Linked DNA regions of Homo sapiens: region 2 is linked to region 1. A link is an interaction called in ENCODE POLR2A ChIA-PET data of the cell type or tissue named here. Cell type or tissue: Caco-2. All regions are shown on one strand. Each heading gives the region's core, and the rest is flanking DNA. Links, peaks and the distances in the headings are about the cores only. Region 1 overlaps LOC101928933 (a long non-coding RNA gene). Region 2 overlaps CEP350 (centrosomal protein 350).

Evidence for each region. Peaks named below come from ENCODE experiments on the same cell type or tissue, not always from the same donor. Only the 100,000 strongest peaks of a DNase experiment are listed, where the experiment ranks them.
Region 2: POLR2A ChIA-PET joins it to region 1 with 5 read pairs; 6 of 35 experiments call an interaction of 5 or more read pairs at or near these places.

Annotation. Positions count from the first base shown.
Region 1 is chr1:179,928,410-179,932,815 of GRCh38, forward strand. The region is part of intron 2 of LOC101928933 (a long non-coding RNA gene); the gene reads right to left. Among named protein-coding and RNA genes, the nearest start is that of CEP350, 24 kb to the right of the region's middle. In Caco-2, for the core only: no CTCF peak of the experiment used is centred there; DNase peaks (open chromatin) are centred at 2,062 and 2,662.
Region 2 is chr1:179,986,911-179,991,316 of GRCh38, forward strand. It overlaps CEP350 (centrosomal protein 350), which reads left to right. Exons shown (of 38, transcript NM_014810.5): 3 at 330-376; 4 at 3,597-3,711. Among named protein-coding and RNA genes, the nearest start is that of CEP350, 34 kb to the left of the region's middle. In Caco-2, for the core only: no CTCF peak of the experiment used is centred there; no DNase peak of the experiment used is centred there.

The DNA of each region.
Region 1 (4,406 bases), core at 212-4,211:
AGAAAACCCAACCTATGTCACACTGTAAGCTTAGTGTAGTCTGTAAATAATTAAGTCAGTAACGTTTATTGACCATTTAATATGTGCCAGGCACCATGCTAGGCACCATACATATACTATATCATTTAATTTTCATAATATTTGAAGTAGGTGCTATTACTATCTTTCTGTTACCAATGAGGAAACACAGACCCAGAACTACTGTTAGTAACTGATGGAGCTAGGATTTGAACTCAGTCTGACTCCAGAATCTGCATTCTTAACCATCATTCTACAATTCTACATTGTATTCCATCATAATGTCCACTTTTTTTTTTTTTTTTGAGATGGGGTCTTTCTCTGTTACTGAGGCTGGAGTGCAGTGGCATGATCTTGGCTCACTGCAACCTCCGCCTCCCGGGCTCAGGCAATCCTCCCACCTCAACCTTCTGAGTAGCTGGGACTACAGGCACACACCACCACACCCAGCTAATTTTTGTAGAGATGGATTCGCTGTGTCACCCAGGCTGGTCTAGAACTCCTGGACTCAAGTGATCCACCCGCCTCGGCCTCCCAAAGTGCTGGAATTACAGGCGTGAGCCACCATACTCAGGCAGTATCCACTTCTTAAGGAGCAAAAATGGCATTAAATAATATAAGCATACGATGCTTGGGGAGGTGGTGGTGGAATGTAGCCATATTTTTTATGGAAAGACTGTGTTAAAAGTGAACATTTTGAAGGTTTTTAACTGGTGAAAGAAACTAGCCTGGAATAATGCCACCAGAGACTGAGTGGAAGTCATCCCTTTTGAAGGTGCCATTCTTATGAGCCAAAAGTTTGTCGTTTAAAAGTTCATTTTGAGGGAATAACGTAACATAATTTTAAATAAAGGTATAGTAACCTTTAAAAGAACATTATAGCTGAATATTGTGAATGGGGTGAATTTGTTAAATGAATAACTTTGATAAAGTTTTCATGCACAGGCAAAATGTATTCACTAGATTTCTATGTAGTGATCTGCTTTTACTTTGTAATTTGTAGTCCTCAAAAGACTTTAAAAAAAATAAAGTCCATACTTACACTAACAAAAAAAACACATAATGCATGTATGTTGAGGAAACATACTGCCTGGCCCATAGAATCACCGGATTATCTAGTGAAATTTACACCTCTTTATAGAGATAAAAACCTGACAATAATGTTTGGAACTCTGTTAGGTAGAATGCTCTCTAATAACAAAGGCCTATTATGGTTCTGATGTCCTAATTTGAAAGTAAGTTGGGCAGGGCGTGGTGGCTCACGCCTGTAATCCCAGCACTTTGGTAGGCTGAGGCGGGCGGATCACGAGGTCAGGAGTTCGAGACCAGCCTGGCCAACATGGTGAAACCCCATATCTACTAAAGTTAAAAAAAATTAGCCAGGCGTGGTGGCACGCACCTGCAGTCCCAGCTACTCAGGAGGCTGAGGCAGGAGAATCACTTGAACCCAGGAGGCAGAGGTTGCAGTGAGCCAAGATCACGCCACTGCACTCCAGCCTGGCGACAGAGTGAGACTCCGTCTCAAAAAAAAAAAAAAAAAAAAAAGGAAATTGAACTAGATGATATTTAAAGTCTCTGTCAATGCTGATTCTATAAAATTGGCAAAGTTTGTAATAGCTTAATATAATGTAAAGCCCAGAATATTTTGCTTGATATAGCCTCTGAAAGAGAATCACTTATAGTCCATGATCTGTCCAACATTCAACAGGCATCTCAAACTGTGTTGGAGTAGTGTAATACTTGCTGCTTGAAATATAAGATCTGAGTGAGCAAATTCCAATGAAATCTTTTCCTTTGGAAATAGTTCCAAAGAATTAAGCTTTCTATTGTTAACAGGCAAGTTCCAAAGACCAAAGGTTTGCTCCTCTGAAATATTTTCATTAGCCTTGAATAAGCAAGTTGGCAGAGAGAGGGAACGAAGTACTTTTGTGTTCAGAAAATGCAGCCAACTTCCTATCTCTGGCTTTACCTCTAAGTTTTGTTATTGAATCAGCAGTTCTGTTTTTTTAAGTCATCTGGTTATTCCCAAGGTGGCCCTTTGACCTTTGCAGTTTGCCCAAAGGAGATCTACATGTATTAGCTGGTTGGACTATAGGTTAAGCTTAGATTTAGCTCTAAGCAATGAACCCTTTGCCCTTATATCACCTGTTATCTCGTTCCTGCAGAAAAGGAACACAAACATCCAAATTTATAGCAGTCTCAACATCTGCCTTAAAGCTTTTGTAAAGTATACAGGGAGTAATGTAAATATGTGCATGCTAACATTAATGTGAAATAAACTCTAAGTAAACAAGAGGAATGAATGGATAAGGCTAATATAACTCTCATAGCTACAGCCATCTCCCATAATTGGAAAGTTAAGTGCTTTAAAAAATTTGTTTCAAATTTTAAACATAATAATTTAAACAAAAAAATTAAAGTTTTAGTTTCATGGTTTCTTCAAAGTATCAATTCTCCTCAAAACAATAAAAACAGCCAATGAAATTAAAATACATAAAGAGTACCCGGTAAATAGAAACGAATAAAGTAAAAAAGTAAGTTGAACAGGAGAAGTTTGGAAGTAAGGTGCTGGGATAATCAACAAGCCTGGTAAGGTCCATTTCTCAGACAGTATGAGGTCATGCTGCAGATAGCAACATATTTCTGGCGCCTTCCATCTGAGGTTCTTCAAGTGCATAGCTGATGTTATCTTATAGCAAATATTATTACCTCCATTTTATAGGTGCAGAAACTAAGATACCAGGAGATTAGATAACTTGCTTAAGCCTGCACAATGAGTCAGTGATAGAATCAGAAGTGTATTTCAGGAATCTAATCTTTTCTGTTTGAATCACTAGGTCAGCTTTCTAGATACCAAAAGACATGTATGAATTTTTATTAAAATTAATAAATTGTAAATTTTGTTAATATACTTAGAAAATGGATTATCTTCTGTAAACAATTCAGTGAAATATTTTTGTTGTAAGCCATTGTTGCTTTTTGGGGGGAAAAATTTAAGAGGTGATTTAAAAATAAGTTCTCCCAGGTTTGAAAAGGTATTCATGTGAGGTTTAAATTATTTAGGAAAACCCATTTTAAAGGTTGAGCATGATGGTGAACGCCTGTAATCCCAGCACTTTGGGAGGCCGAGGCAGGCAGATTGAGCTCAGGAGTTTGAGACCAGCCTGGGCAACATAGTGAGACCCTGTCTCTACAAAAGGTTTAAAAGTTAGCCAGGTGTGGTGGTGTGCACCTGTAGTCTCAACTCCTCAAGAAGCTGAGGCAGGAGGATTGCTGGAGCCCAGTTCAAGGCTGCAGTAAGCTGTGATTATGCCACTGCACTCCAGCCTAGGCGAAAGAGTGAGATTCTGTCTAAAAAAAAAAAAAAAGAAAGAAAAGAAATTTATTTTGGCAGAAGTACAAGGATTGGCACATGTTGTTGTGGTCCTTGTAGACTTTCAATGACAGATAAAGTAGTTCTATAATTAGGATAAAAATTAGAACAAGGGTAATAAAGAGTGAGTAATATTTTGGAGTCTTATACAGGCAGGGGCCAGACACTTGGGCCAGCTGTCAGCTTCTCACGTTGCCTGCTTCTTATTCCAAGACTGAGCAGCAGAGTGGTTCCTGGTAAATTTTAATTTCAGATAACCATCAGATTGAGATGTCCGTTCAGGAGACTTAGCCTTGAAAAACAAATTTTTTTATAACACCTGGACCAGTTCCTTACAGTAGGTGAGCACGTGACCTTTGATTAGATTTGATTCATAAAGTGCATGGGTCTTCCAGTAATTATCTCAAATGGGGATAACCAATGTTTTCCAAAAGGGGTAGGTCTAAGATTAAACAGCACCAAGGGCAAAACTTTTGGCCAGTACAGACTGAAAGATTCAACTAATTTTGCCAATTGAGTCCTTTTTTTTTTTTTTTGAGACGGAGTCTCGCTCTGTCGCCCAGGCTGGAGTGCAGTGGCACAATCTTGGCTCACTGCAAGCTCCACCTCCTCGGTTCACGCCATTCTCCTGCCTCAGCCTCCTGAGTAGCTGGGACCACAGGTGCCCGCCACCACGCCCGGCTAATCTTTTTTTTTTTTTTTTTTGTATTTTTAGTAGAGACAGGGTTTCACTGTGTTAGCCAGGATGGTCTCGATCTCCTGATCTCATGATCTGCCCGCCTCGACCTCCCAAAGTGCTGGGATTACAGGCGTGAGCCACCGTGCCTGGCGCCGATTGAGTCTTAATTGTTCCATCAGTATGTTCCACTAATCAAGAGGACTGTCAGTGGTGGCCACAGTGGAAATGCAGAATAGGCAAAATTTTACATATTGATTTTATATTCTGCCTAGCAAAATGAGTGCCTTCGTCACTGTACAGTTCTGAGGGTACACCCCATATGGGGATTATTTTTTC
Region 2 (4,406 bases), core at 96-4,095, 58 kb after region 1:
ATTTTATATTTGTTCAGCTCATTGGGGTAAACTGAGGATGCTGCTTTTTTTTGGAGCTGTCTGATACAGGTGTGAGTGGAAATGCCAGTCCAATGGTAGCAGTGTCTGTTTACCTTTAAACCGTATGTTGGGAATGTTGGCTTAATAATCTTATAGATAAAAACCCATTTTGACTCAATATAATAAAGCATTTGCTGAGGAATTGTTCTGCCTAATAAGGTAGTTTTCAGACTTTTGAGTGCATTTGGGAGCTTATTAAAATTCAGATTCTGAGGTCTAATTCAGAGATTCTGGTTGATTGATAAAGTAAATATCATTTTTTTTCCCAGCAGATATAACCACATCGTGGGATGCACTTTCTCAAACCAAGGCTGCTGTAAGTAGTTTTAGCTTCCATTTATTTATTTCTGGATTAAAATCAATTTCCTGTTATGATTGAATAGATTAAAATGTTTTCCATACTGTTCTTTAAATACTATATATTACTATAGAATAATACTATATATTATTATATATACTATATAAAATATGTATACACTATATATAATATATATACTATATACAGTATATACTTATATACATAGTATATAGTAATATTATAGTATTATCATATATAATATATAATATATTATAAAATGAACATAAATGACAACTATTAAATGGTAAAGTCATAAACAAGATACTACTTTAGGAATTAGGAGCACAAGCATCATGCCATATAAACTATTAAAATTGGCTGGTTGCGGTGGCTTACTCCTGTAATCCTAGCACTTTGGGAGGTTGAGGTGGGTAGATAGCTTGAGCCCAGGAGTTTGAGATTAGCCTGGGCAACATGGCAAAGCCCTGTCTCTACCAAAAAACAAAATTTAGCCAGGCCTGGTGGTGTGCACCTGTAGTCCCTGCTACTCAGGAGGCTGAGGCAGGAGGATTGCTTGAGCCCAGGGAGGTTGAGGCTTCGAGGTTGCAGTGACCCTTGATTGTGCCACTGCACTTTAGCCTGAATGACAGAGCAAGACCCTGTCTCAATAATAATAATAATAATAATTTGTACTGTTTATTCACCTTTAATAAATTTGTTCATTTGGTATGTGGAAAAGAGAATTTAGACTGAATGCAGTGGCTCATCCTGTAATCCCAGCACTTTGGAAGGCCAAGGTGAGAGGATCGTTTTGAGCCCAGGCATTCAAGACCAGCCTGTAAAACATGGCAAAACCCTGTCTCTACAAAAGTACAAAAATTAGCTGGGTGTGGTGGCATGTGCCTGTGGTCCCAGCCACTCGGGAGGCTGAGGTGGGATGATTACCTGAGCCCAGGAGCTCAAGACTGCAGTGAGCTATGATCACACCACTGCATTCTAGCCTGGGCGACAGAGTGAGATCCTGTCTCAAAAAAAAAAAAAAAAAATTTAAAACAGAGGATGAAGGTAGGGCTTTGTCTATGTAGAAAGCTCATTGTTAGGGAGGAAATGAAGGAAACCAACTTCTTGAATAGACTGTGAATTATTCTTCCTTTCCAATTTGGATGCCCTTTATTTCTTTCTGTGGTCTGATTGCTCTAGCTGGGACTTCCAGTACTATGTTGAATAACAGTGTTAAAAGAGTTACTTCTTTTTTGTATCAATAACAGGTTGTTTTTTTTCTCTTACCACTGAAGAAGAATGACTATGGGCAACCTGTTCCCATTTGTGTTCTGGCCAATCTTGTCTAAAGTTTAGGAATCCAAATTTGGCAGGTGATGCATAGTTCATTCAAAGGGAAACCCTTTTTTTTTTTTAATTTGCTCTCTGGGCAAATTACTTTCCTAATATACCCTTTTTTGTTTTCTATGCCACCTGATTTTGAATCACCTATTTCTTTACTAAGTATTTCAGTGATATTTTCTGTCCTCTAATCTTTAGAACTAGTTTGAAAATAAATCTGGAAAAGGTGTTATAACCTAGATTTGGTCCCAATGCAGAGTCATATTTTGGCCCTATAAATATAGCAATATATATTCTCTTTCTTCTACCTGAGCATTATGTTTTCTATAGTGTAGAAATAGTTTTTATCCCCCAGCTTAACTTAGTGCTAAACTAATTTAGAGTTTAGCACTAAGTTAATAACTGTTAATAGTTGTTTTTCAAAACTATTGGGTGTTTTTGAAGAACATTTAAGGATGATAAAGGAATATAAGTAGGGGAGACAATCTGATGTAGAACTATTAATATATCATAAATTATTCCAATTTTTAAAATACATTGGGATGCAAAAATCTGAAGGAAGGCTGGGCGCAGTGTCTCACGCCTGTAATCGCAGCACTTTGGGAGGCTGAGGCACGTCAATCACTTGAGCTCAGGAGTTCGAGATCAACCTGGACATTTGGGAGCTTATTAAAATTCAGATTCTGAATTTTAAACTCCATCTCTACAAAAAAAAATACAAAAATTAGCTGGGCATGGTGGTGTACATCTGTAGTCCCAGCTATTTGGGAGGCTGAGGTGGGAGGATCGCTTGAGCCCAGGAGGCAGAGGTTGCAGTTAGCTGAGATCATGTCACTGCACTCCAGCCTGGGTGACAGAGTGAGACCCTGTCTCAAAAAAAAAAAAAAAAATCTGAAGGAAGATATATCAAAATTTTATATAAAATGTCTATATGTGATGGAATTTTGATTTTAATTTCATTTTTTATATTGTTTCTGTTTTCCTAGTTTTTTGTTGTAAGCATGTAATACTTTACCATTTAGGAGAAAATGCTTTTCAGTCATTGAGAACTTTGGTGGTTATAATCAAAAGTTGACTTATATTGCAGAGTGTGTATGTGAAACCTGAATTCTATCTTGCGAATTTTGTCTTTATTGTGAAACTTATTTTATAGACATAAAACTGTAAAACACTGTGGCTGTTTGAGTACCTATAGTCCTAAATTTTGGTTCAGGTAAATAATTCTTTCCTCATTTTTGCGTGTAAAATGCACAGGATATATTGCATAATGGTATGTCACATATAAAGTCAGATAATTGGCTGGGCATAGTGGCTCACGCCTGTAATCCCAGCACTTTGGGAGGCTGAGGTGTGTGGATCACCTGGGGTCAGGAGATCGAGACCAGCCTGGCCAACATGTGGAAACTCCATCTCTACTAAAACTACAAAAATTAGCCCGGCGTGGTGGCGCACGCCTGTAATCCCAGCCTCTAGGGAGGCTGAGGGAGAATCTCTTGAACCCGTGAGGTGGAGGTTGCAGTGACCTGAGATCACGCCACTGCACTCCAGCCTGCGCGACAGACCGAGACCGTCTCAAAAAAAAAAAAGTCAGATAATTTACTACTTTGAAAATACTCAACAATTTAAAAAATAGATCAACATGTCAAATGGAAACTCTTTGATATTCTTCAGAATCTTACTGATTTTCTTGTCTAAATTTGGGGAGCATTGTGCCAGATGTTATTATAGCTAAAGTAAAAAATGATGAAAAACAAATATTATAAGAAAGGATTCCTGAGTTTTTTTCTACTTTGGAAAAAGGTATTGGGCAATATACTTTTAAATAACCATGTAAATTGATGGTAGCTGGATTATTTACAGAATTAACTTATGTCTTATGATGGTGTTTAAACTTTAGCTGAGACACATTGAAAATAAATTAGAAGTAGCCCCTACAAGTACAGCTGTGTGTGATTCTGTCATGGATACCAAGAAGTCTTCTACAAGTGCTACTCGAAAAATAAGTAGAAAAGGTATGTATGAAGTTACTTCCAAATATATACATATATTAAATATAAATTTTGACAAAACAGACAGCTAGATCTACAGGGGTGTGCCACCACACCTGGCTAATCTTTTTTTATCTTTTGTAGAGACGAAGTCTCTCTGTGCTGCCCCAGCTTGTCTTGAACTCCTGGCCTTAAGTAATCCTCTCATCTTGGACTCCTTTTAAAGTGCTGGGATTATAGGTGTAGCTACCACACTCTACCTTAAATATAAGTTGTTGATGTAATAGTTTTATTTCAGTTTGATTTCTTCTTACAGTCTCGTGTTGTTTGCTTTTTTGTCAGAGACACTGGCATTTAATTTTTTTCCTTTGATATTTGGTAGCTATGAAGCAGCCTCATGTTCAGTAACCGTAGATGGTGTTTTCACCATCTTTTGACCAGGGACTTTAGCACTATTGCATCACCCTTGACAATGAGTTTTCATTTGTTTTTAGTGATGAGAGTTTCATTTTGAGGTTATATATGTCTGATTTTTTTTTTTAATTCACAGATATATAGCACTTTGGAAATGAAATTTAGTTGACTTAACGTATATTTTTCTTGGGATTTAAAATCATAAATGGAATCTCTTTCATATGGTGACTGTCATAAATTGATACAATGCAAATTTTTCTTGGGTTACCTTTTGTATTTTGATTCTGTGGTTTCTTTCTTTTCTT